Linked DNA regions of Homo sapiens: all the other regions are linked to region 1. The links are chromatin contacts, found by Hi-C or POLR2A ChIA-PET in ENCODE. All regions are on one chromosome and are shown on one strand. Each heading gives the region's core, a stretch centred on a gene start or an enhancer-like site at or near the end of the contact. The rest is flanking DNA. Distances are from core to core; before and after follow the strand shown.

Evidence for each region. Hi-C counts contacts between places; a loop is a spot of excess contacts on that map. ChIA-PET counts read pairs that join two places held with the same protein, here RNA polymerase II (POLR2A). Pooled maps may share reads with other maps.
Region 2: a map of naive thymus-derived CD4-positive, alpha-beta T cell shows a loop between it and region 1 (28-fold over the local background). The contact joins the promoter of RAD54L here to the promoter of TESK2 in region 1. A Hi-C loop is called at or near these places in 1 of 168 maps with a recorded cell type or tissue (naive thymus-derived CD4-positive, alpha-beta T cell), 2 of 37 single-sample maps with no recorded cell type and 12 of 50 pooled maps. POLR2A ChIA-PET finds 5 or more read pairs at or near these places in 1 of 52 experiments (IMR-90).
Region 3: a loop to region 1 is called in a map of ascending aorta, with 2.9 times the contacts of the local background. The contact joins the promoter of PIK3R3 here to the promoter of TESK2 in region 1. A Hi-C loop is called at or near these places in 1 of 168 maps with a recorded cell type or tissue (ascending aorta) and 10 of 50 pooled maps. POLR2A ChIA-PET finds 5 or more read pairs at or near these places in 3 of 52 experiments (H1, PC-9 and T-cell).

Annotation. Positions count from the first base shown.
Region 1 is chr1:45,489,508-45,492,611 of GRCh38, reverse strand. TESK2 (testis associated actin remodelling kinase 2) reads left to right here and starts at 1,449. Exons shown (of 11, transcript NM_007170.3): 1 at 1,449-1,760. RefSeq lists enhancers at 1,161-1,455, 1,742-1,791 and a silencer at 1,292-1,511.
Region 2 is chr1:46,246,177-46,249,280 of GRCh38, reverse strand. RAD54L (RAD54 like) reads right to left here and starts at 1,518. Exons shown (of 18, transcript NM_003579.4): 1 at 873-1,518; 2 at 683-769. The coding sequence starts at 875. RefSeq lists a silencer at 1,698-1,957.
Region 3 is chr1:46,131,058-46,134,161 of GRCh38, reverse strand. It overlaps PIK3R3 (phosphoinositide-3-kinase regulatory subunit 3), which reads left to right and starts at 1,533. Exons shown (of 10, transcript NM_003629.4): 1 at 1,533-2,315. The coding sequence starts at 2,210. The region is part of intron 1 of P3R3URF-PIK3R3 (P3R3URF-PIK3R3 readthrough); the gene reads left to right. It overlaps LOC101929626 (a long non-coding RNA gene), which reads right to left and starts at 791. Exons shown (of 3, transcript NR_125987.1): 1 at 772-791. RefSeq lists enhancers at 751-980, 2,221-2,270.

The DNA of each region.
Region 1 (3,104 bases), core at 200-2,699:
GTAGCTGGGACTACAGGCACGCGCCAATACACCCAGCTAATTTTTCTATTTTTAGTAGAGACGAGGTTTCACCATGTTTGCCAGGATGGTCTCGATCTTCTGACTTCGTGATCCCCCTGCCTCGGCCTCCCAAAGTGGTGGGATTACAGGCGTGATCCACTGCTCCCGGCCCTGGCCATATTTCTTAAACTTTATGGCCACCAGGAATGCATACCACTTATACTCTTCCAGGAGGATGAAAGTCTTAAGATGTCTGAAAAGGGGTCTCTAACCCCTGGGAGTGCTAATACAGTAAGGCCCATACTGCTTGCTCTTGCCCTCCTCCTGTTCTAGTCTCTTCAGTCATGAGATTATGAGCTCCTGATGTCCAGGCACATGCAAAAAGTGAAGAAATATGTGCCTTGAACAGCTGGGCAGAATTCTTAGCTGGGAGCGGTGGCTCACGCCTGTAATCCCGGCACTTTCGTAGGCCAACGTGGGCCGATCACTTGAGTCCAGGAGTTACAGACCAGCCTGGGCAACATGGTAAACCCCGTCTCTACAAAATATACAAAAAATTAGTCAGGCATGCTGGCGTGTGCCTGTAGTCCCAGCTATCCGGGGAGGCTGAGTTGGGAGGATCATCTTAATCCAGGAGTTTGAGGCTGCAAGTGAGCCATGATCGCTCCATTGCACTCCATCATCCTGGGCGACAGAGTGAGACCCTTCTAAAAAAAAAACAACCAACAAAAACAACAAAAAATCCCAACTTATTCCCCACCAGCTTTCTTTCAAAATCTGTTTTCAAGCTAGCTGAAGTGTTACCTCCTCTAAGCTTTCACTTAACCGAATCTCATAGTCATGATTAATTGCTTCCCTAGCATTTTGTTTAGCTCTACTGATTGCTCTTACTATTTCAAGTCGGTATTATTGATATATTTTTTCCTCCTCACTATACTGAAATCCTGCAGGACGCAGCATTCTTACCGCTTTTCCTTACTCAGCTATACCTTGACCAACCCGAAAGCCGCGCCAGTCTAGTCCATTTTCTATTGGCTTTATCAATTACCAATCATTTCTGTGTTTAACATTTTTATTGGTCCATCTTGTGTTTACTGCCCCGCCCTCTAAGAGGCTCCTGGACTTGGGTTTCCCCCAGGTGTATTCCCTCCTCCTCGGTTCCGCCTTTCCCACACACTGCTTCTTCTGTTTTTACCTCGACTTCCTTCCTATTGGTTCCCTTCGTCCTCCGGAGTTGGCACCTACGGCTGTTGATTGGCTTTTCTGGACGCCCATTGTGCCCACCCTCATACCACGTGGCATTCCTAGCGCTAATTGGGCAATTCCACTACCTCGTTTATCAGGAGTTGACGGTTGACTGGCTACTCTGAGGGAGGGCTTGAGGGAGGGGCGTGGCCAGCCGAGACCCCGCCCCCAACCCCCCTGCTGGGCCGGGTAGGCGTTTCAGTCTTTCGCGGCCCGGGAGCTCAGCAGAGCTACCAGCTGCCCTGTTGGCTTCGCTGGTCGGATCGTCCTCCTGGCCCCGCCAAACAGGCGGGGGGAGCGGCCCCGACTGTGGGGCCATGGCAGTAGTCTCCTCGTTCGCCGCCGCCGCTAGCCTAGCTGAGTCGCCGGCTTCTGCGCTAGGGGCTCCCACCGCCTCCGCAGGCTAAGGAGCCGCTGCCACCAACGAGCTGTGAGGGTTACTATGCTCCCTCTTTGCCGCCGTCTCCTCCTCTTGCCCGCGCAGGCACCCCTCTGGCTGCTCAGTCCTGCCTCAGGTAACGTGAAAAGAGGACGGGGGTCACAAACCCGGGCATCCTGCCTGGCCCGCGCGCGCTGCCGCTCCACCTCCTCTGCCCCGGAGCAGAGGCGCCTGCGTCCCTCCGCACCCGACGGGACCCCTCGGCTTCCCAGAGGTCCCCCTCTCAGCGGCGGCGGACGCTCCCTTCCTGGCCGCTTTCCCCTTTCCTTCTCACTTCCCTCAGGCTCCCCGCCACGTCTGCTCCCCCTTAGAACCTGGGAACCCATTAGAAGTTACCTCGCTCGCATTAGGGATCTTTCGTTTTCTCGGAAAACTCTTGTTTCAGAGACTTCCAGCTCCCCACTGAGCGCCTCCCTGCTCGCATACCCGCTCCTGCCTCAGAGATCTGGGTTCCTTCACTTGACTTCCCTCCGATACACTCTTCCCTCGAAAACGTTCACCTCTACCCAGGAAAACAATTCCCTCCCCTCAGACCCTACTGCCTTCCCCCTCTTCTTTCCTCGCTTGTCATCGTCTCCCTTCCTTTCCCCTCTCTGCTTTTTACTCTTCGCTGTGAAGAGTGGACTAAGCCAGTGTTCAGATTTCGCTACAAGCGAAATCCAGGTTTGCGTAATTTAAAAGTCTTTAAATTGTATACCTCTGAGAAGAACTTGCTGAGGAATTTGGACTTCATGCTGCATGCATGGGGAGCCGTTGAAGGTTTTGTAAGCAGGAGCTTGGTATGATTGCATTATCTTTGGTGAAAATATAGAGGAAGGATTGAAAGTGAAGACCGTGGAGGCGGAAAGGCCAGGTAGGCAGAAAACGAGTGTGCTCATCCAGGCGGGAGGGAATGGCCCGAAATTCCAAGAGGTTTCAAAATAAAGTTGAGAAGAATAGTAGAAAGTTTCTGACTTGGCTGATGGTGTGAATCGGTAGTGTTAATTGAAATAGGGAACATAGTCTCTGGTTATACCACCCTCAACGCTCCTGATCTCATCTGAAATAGGGAGCATAAAAAAGCAATTTTGAGAGAAGGTAATAAATTTGGTTTTGAACAAGTTAAGTTTCAGGGTTTGTTTGTTAGTTTTTGTTTTTTTTGACGGAGTCTCATTCTGTCACCCAGGCTGGAGTGCAGTGGCACGATCTCAGCTCACTGCCACCTCCTCCTCCCAGGTACAAGCGATTCTCCTGCCTCAGACTACCGAGTAGCTGGGATTACAGGCATGCGCCACCACGTCCGGCTAATTTTTGTACTTTTAGTAGAGACGGGGTTTCCCCACGTTGGCCAGGCTGGTTTCGAACGTCTGACCTCAGTCAATCCGCCCACCTCGGCCTCCCACAGTGCTGGGATTACAGGCGTGAGCCACTGCTCCCAGCC
Region 2 (3,104 bases), core at 269-2,768, 760 kb before region 1:
CCCCACACCTTATTCACACACTGCTCCTGCCAAAAAGTGCCTTCTAGTCCTTGCGTAGCTGATCCCTTCCTTCAAAGTTCCAGTGGCCAAGCCCCCACTTCTTGAACTGCTCTTATTCTCTGAAGTCCATGCTGCACTGTCCTATTTATTTTGGTTTACATAGGTCCTGCCCACAGCCAGCCCCAACAAGCCTCCAAAACAGGAAGCAGAGCCCAGGGCCCAACCTAAAGTAGAATATACTGTACTTGAGTATGAGCAAGGACTGGAAGGACACAACCTGTCAGATCTAGGCCCAAGTGAGCCCAGGACTCCAAGGTAGGCCCAGAACACTCTACTGTTCTGTGACACTGGGCAGGGGACAAAGAGCAAAAGAGCCAGCTGCTAATTGCTGTTGTGTAGCCCTTTTTTCCAAGCAGAGTCAAAAGGTCCAATCCAACTGGCTCTTTTGCTTATCTTTTCCCACCAGGAAAACTGAGGCTATATTAGCTTCTAGTGACTACCCTGAGGATAAAGATTTTACTAATCTTGTTCAATGCCTGGCACATAGTAAGTACTCACTAAAAGTTTATTGAACATACAAAAGAGGCATCTGGAATTGGCTATGTAACCCTAGAAACCAAATCCTGGCTTCTTTTCTGTCCAAACAGCTCTACCCACCTTCCCTGTCCCCTTGAGTGCTCACCACTAGGCCAGGTTGCCAGTCTTCATCATCACAGGACCTGCCTTCAGGTTTTCTCTTGGCCAGCTGGCTGGGAGCCAAGCTCCTCCTCTGTAAAGGGAGAACAGAAACAGTGCCTGCAAGGATCCTGCAGCCTAGGCCTACTAGACCCTGACCCAGGGCTATTCCCAGTCTCCCCTAGGCCCACACTTACCATCCTGGGCCTAGGAGTTTAAAACGTCAAGTACCCATGAGCCAAAGGTCAAAAGCAGGCAGCGGCTAAGAGTGTAGGACCAGGGTCTAATCTGTAGAGGGGGCTGCTACATTATTGAGAGGACCGGCTAATTAAAGAGGGGGCATGGATGGCGGGAATCCATCCAGGAACTGGTGTTTGGAACCAAACTGTGAGAGTGGCCGTCCCCAATAAGCCGAGACGAGAGATTAGGCCAAAGAGGAAGAGACCAAGCAGAGATTAGTGTGGGATTGGGGAGGAGGCAGGTGGAGTCCCAGACTGGGCGGAGTGGAGTGGGGATGATGGTCCCAGTCCGGGTGAAGGGAGGAGGTAGTTGCGCGGCGGGGCGGGGTGGGATTGGGGGTGGGTAATCACTGGCCAGGAGAGAGAAGCTGGGGTGAAAGTCCGAGGCCCGGGTGGGGAGGGCGAGTCTGGAGAAAGGAAATTTCCCAGGGCTGGAGGTGGAAACCAGGATCAGACTCAGGGAGGTCGAGCAGGAAGCCACGCGGGCGTGTAAAAAACCCAGGTTAGGAGGGGAATACCAGGAGGGGCTGAAAAGAGCGACAGAGATAGACGCAGACCCCAGCACCTCTCTCTCAACCTTCCTGTTCCCAAAGCGCGCGTTAACAGCCGCCAAGACTCACCGACCCGCCAAGACCGGGTCAATCGAACCTCCCGCCGCGCTGCCGTCGTATCACCCATTGGCTGCGTTCGATGAGTTCGGCGCTCGCGACCCAAGGAAGAGGCGGGAATAGTGCTGCGCCCAATGAGGAGTCTGGGCTCTGGAGCTGGAGAAGCTAAATTGACCTACTAGGAGGCGTGACTTAGATGGGAGGGCGGGGCCAACAGAGGTGGGCGGTTGGGCGAGAAGAGAGGGGCGGGGCGGGGGCGGGGGTGGCGGGGGAGGGGCGGGGCCAACAGCGAGGAGCAGTTGGGCGAGAAGAGCGGGGCGGGGCGAGAAGAGCTGGACGGGGCGGGGAGGGGCGGGGCCAACAGTGGGGAGCGGTTGGGCTAGAGGAGCGGGGCAGGGCTAGAAGAGCTGGACTGGACGCGACGGAGCGGGGAGGGGAGGGGCGGAATTACTACCTGCGAGCTGGAATTCGGCCCGTCTCGGGTGTTTGTCCCAGGTCGGTGAGCTGTGGTCCCGCAGCTATGGAAGGGAAGATTTACGCCACATTGAGCAGCAGGGGAGTTACCACCTGTAGTGGACAGCTGGGGATTATGAAAGGCGGCACATTTCTGGGAGTTTGGATTGAATCTACAGTGGTACCAGGTCTAGAGCGGAGGGCCGGGGTTGGAGTCAGGCCTCGCCCACCCAGAAAGTGGGGAGAGGCATTCGGCCCAGACTGCCACGTGGCGGGCTCGGGCAATGGGAGCCCCCGGATGACGCGACTTTCTCGCTCAGGGGTGTCTTGAAAGAAGCTGCCTTCCTCTCCAAGGCCAAACCGCGTTGGAGGAAGCGTTGTGTTTGGAGTCAGAGATTTAATCATCCAATCTCTCAAAACGTCAGTTTCTTCATATCTAAAGTGGCATTATAATAGTACCTCCCCCCCATGGCTATTCTGACAAGTAAATTAATGTGCGTAAAGCACCCAACAGTGGCATGCACAACCTAGGTACTCACTAATAATGATAAGGGTGTATTTATAGCATTTACCACCAGGCATTTCTGAGCTTCTAAGATATAACAGTTCATGTAATGCTCATGACTATGAGGTAGGTTTATTTTTGTCCCCATTTTGTAAGTGAGGAAACAGGCCTAGATAGGCTAGTAACTTGTACAAGGTCACACACCTGAGTATAGCTTAAGCCATCCTCACAGGGTTATCAAGAATTCTGAGGTCAGGCATGGTGGCTCACACCTGTAATTCCAGCACTTTGGGAGGCCGAGGCAGGAGGATTGCTTGAGCCCAGGACTTCCAGATCAGCCTGGGCAACACGGAGAAACCCCATATCTACAAAAAAATTAGCCAGGCATGGTGGTGCACAGCTGTAGTCCTAGCTATTGCAGACGCTGAGCTTGGAAGCATCGCTTGAGCCTGGAAGGTCAAGCTGCAGTGAGCCAAGATCGCGCCACTGCACTCCAACCTGGACGACAGAGCAAGACCCTATCTCAAAACAAAGAATTCTGGGCCGGGCGCGGTGGCTTACGCCTGTAATCCCAGCACTTTGGGAGGCCGAGACGGGCGGATCACAAGGTCAGGAGATCGAGAC
Region 3 (3,104 bases), core at 284-2,783, 640 kb before region 1:
GTTACTCCTGTGTAAAGAGGAAATGGAGCAGTTTTTGGCCTCCTCAGACTGTATTGTAGGGTATACAGGATGGCAATTCCAGGCACAATCTTCAGGAGACACAAATCTGCTTTTAGCTATTCAGTGTTCCCCAGCAAGTTAATTAGCTGTTTCTGAAATGCATGGAAATATTCAGCATTTTCATAGTGAAGCCAATCTCCCAGATTTAAGCTTTGGGGGTGGGAATGAGTATGTGAGGAAGAGGGTCTGTCAGGGAAACAGAATAGAGCCCTTTTGGTGAGAGATTCCAACACCTGTGACTTATCTTAGAAATTACACATGCACTGTAATTCCAAGACTTTTTTTTTTTTTAATTGGTTTGAGCACTCGAGCAGGAGGGCTTGCTGAGACCTCTCACTATTTTAGGCGTGGGGAGTTACCTCTGGGTTCAAAAGTCTTTGGGTGGGAAGCACAGAGGAACTGCGAAATGCCTCCCTCAGAAATGTCCAATTGCTCAAGGGGAGAAGCAGGGAGTGGGGTCAGGTAGCAGCCAGGAAGGTTGCAGGGGCCACGGGCACATCCTCTCCCTGAGTGGTAAGGTGGCAAGTGGGTTTGGGGACCATTGCTTTGACAACTTGTCAAGGGTGCGGAGAGGGCTGTCCCAGCAAGGTGAAGAGGTCTGTAGGAAAGGAGTCTCCCCAGAGACCTCCTAAGGACCAGAAGAGCGCGCACCCCGCCAAGTGACAGAACGTGCCCCCTCTGTGTCCGCTCCCTTCCCCCGCGGCCAATCACCGGGCAGAGGCGTCTCACGCCAGCAGGTCCTCCCTGGCTCCTCTCCTTACTCGTCCGGGCGGACCAAGCCTCAGCAGGAGCCCCGCCTGTCTCCAGGCAGTTTGAGCCCCCGAGCGCTCGCCCAGCCTGTCAGTAACCGCCGTTTGCGTTTTCTTCCTTTCTTTCTTTCTTTTTTTTCCTCCTCTTTTCTTTTCCCCTTCTGCCTTTGTCCCGCTTAGTAACTGGGCTCTGACCAATCGCCGCCTTACCGGCCGGCGCCGGCTGTCTCCTGATTGGCCCGCTTGGGGCGCGCAGCCGTCTCCCGCTCCTTCGCAGGAGCAAGGCAGACAAAAGACGCAGGCTCCAGGCTCCGGCAACCGGCCTCAGCCAATCACCACCCACCTTGCCTCTCTTCCCTCGCCCCACTCCCTCCTCGCCTGGCTCGCGTGCTCCCGGCACTGACTCCTGGAGTGCGGCCAGCGCCCGGATCGTACCATTCTGATTGAGGCTGGGGGAGAGCGCGGATGGCTGATTGGGGAGCCGAAGCCTAGAGAGCGGTGGGGAGACGTGAAAGTCGAGATGGAGAGCAGCTTTTTGAACATGTTCTCAGGCACTTGACAGAATCCCGGTACATCGAGGCGGGACGGCGTGGAAGGGGCGGTGGTGATGCCTGCTGTCCCCCCTCCCGGCGCGGTTGGGTGGCGCCTCAGCGGGTGGGCAGCATGGGGCGGGGAGGGTGTCCCCTCCGCGCCGTTAAAATGAAACTCTAGTGGCTGGAGTCCGGGCAGAGCTTGAGGGCAGTTGGTGCGGTCGGGTTGGTTCTTACACCCCGGCGGGAGCGCCCAGACAAGCCGAGCTGACTGGACTTCTCCGGCCGGCCCCATTCCCGAGGCTGCGGCAGCTTCGGTTCCGAGACCGACCGGAGAGGAGCCCGAGTCCCGGCCTCTGGGGGATTCGCTCTCTGCAGACCAGTGGGACCCCGAAACTTGAACGCAATCTCCAGCCCCCTTTTTTGCCTTCCTTTGTCACTTGCCCGGGTTTCTCCCAACGTGTTCTTTTTTTTCCTCTTCATTCTCCCTCCTTCGAAGGACACAAAAGTGGCTTCCGCGGAAAGATTTGGAGGCGGTGGGAGCTTTTCTCCCCGGAGAGCGACTGTGTAGAAAGGATTTTTGGGAAGCCGCTTTTTAACACCTCTGCTCTCCGTCCCCCAAGCCTCTGTGTAATCCTCTGAGGAGAAAAGCCCATAGCTTGAAAGTTCGGGGGCATTTTGTTGTGTTCTGTAGGAGAGAGGGGGAGGACCCTGTTCGGGTAGTTTGGCCGGACTGGTACTGGCCGTTGGAAAACCCGAAGTACATTTCCGTGTGGAACTTTTGCAGATATATATTTTTAGATTTTTAAATACCAGATAAAAAATATATGCCTTCTATATATCTCCTGGCGACCTGCCCCTGACAGCGCGATGTACAATACGGTGTGGAGTATGGACCGCGATGACGCAGACTGGAGGGAGGTGATGATGCCCTATTCGACAGAACTGATATTTTATATTGAAATGGATCCTCCAGGTACTTGGGAGAAAAAAAAAAAGAATCTCGTGATGGGTCTGATTTGTATTTACCAAGAGCTTGCTGATGTTTTCAGGGCAGAAGTATTCCTGGGTGCGCTAGGTTCGGGATGAGGAGATTTGCAGTTACAGCTGCGGTAAAACTGCTTCTGGTTTACACGTTTAAAGTTTGCAGTTAGGACCCTGATCCTATTGTCCTGCGAAGGTGGGGGTGGGGGCTGGAAGTGGGGGTGGGAGGAGAGACCCCTTTTTAAAATTATCATTATTTTTTACTTTGCCTTTGCGTGTCGTTCAGGTTTTTCTTGTGCCCGCCACTTTATTTTATTTTTTTCTTTTTCAATTAAAGACTCTTCTACCTGCAAAGGATGTTTTATATCCCGGGGTTAAAACCAGTCTTTCACTTTGGGCGAATTCTTGAAAGCTTGTCCTTTCATACATTTGTCTAATTTGGTTCGTTGTGTTTTACCCCGGTTAACTTCTGAAACTGAGTTATGTGATTATTCATTGTAAGACTCCCTTTTTCTCTTGCAGAAACAAATGCCGGTTAGTGATTTTTTTTAGGGATTGGGCGTTCGTATTCAGCCATGGTCTTAGTCTGAGGTTTTCCTTCTCAGAAGATAGTCGCTCAGAGAAATCTACGTGCAATATTTTATTACTCTTTAATTTAATGATGATTTAACTTAATTTATGGGATAGGGTTTAATGTAACTTCAATTCCTAGAATAAAGAAAAAGCAAAAACAAAAACGAGGGAACCTTTCTGTTTCCTGTGAACGTGTGATATATACATA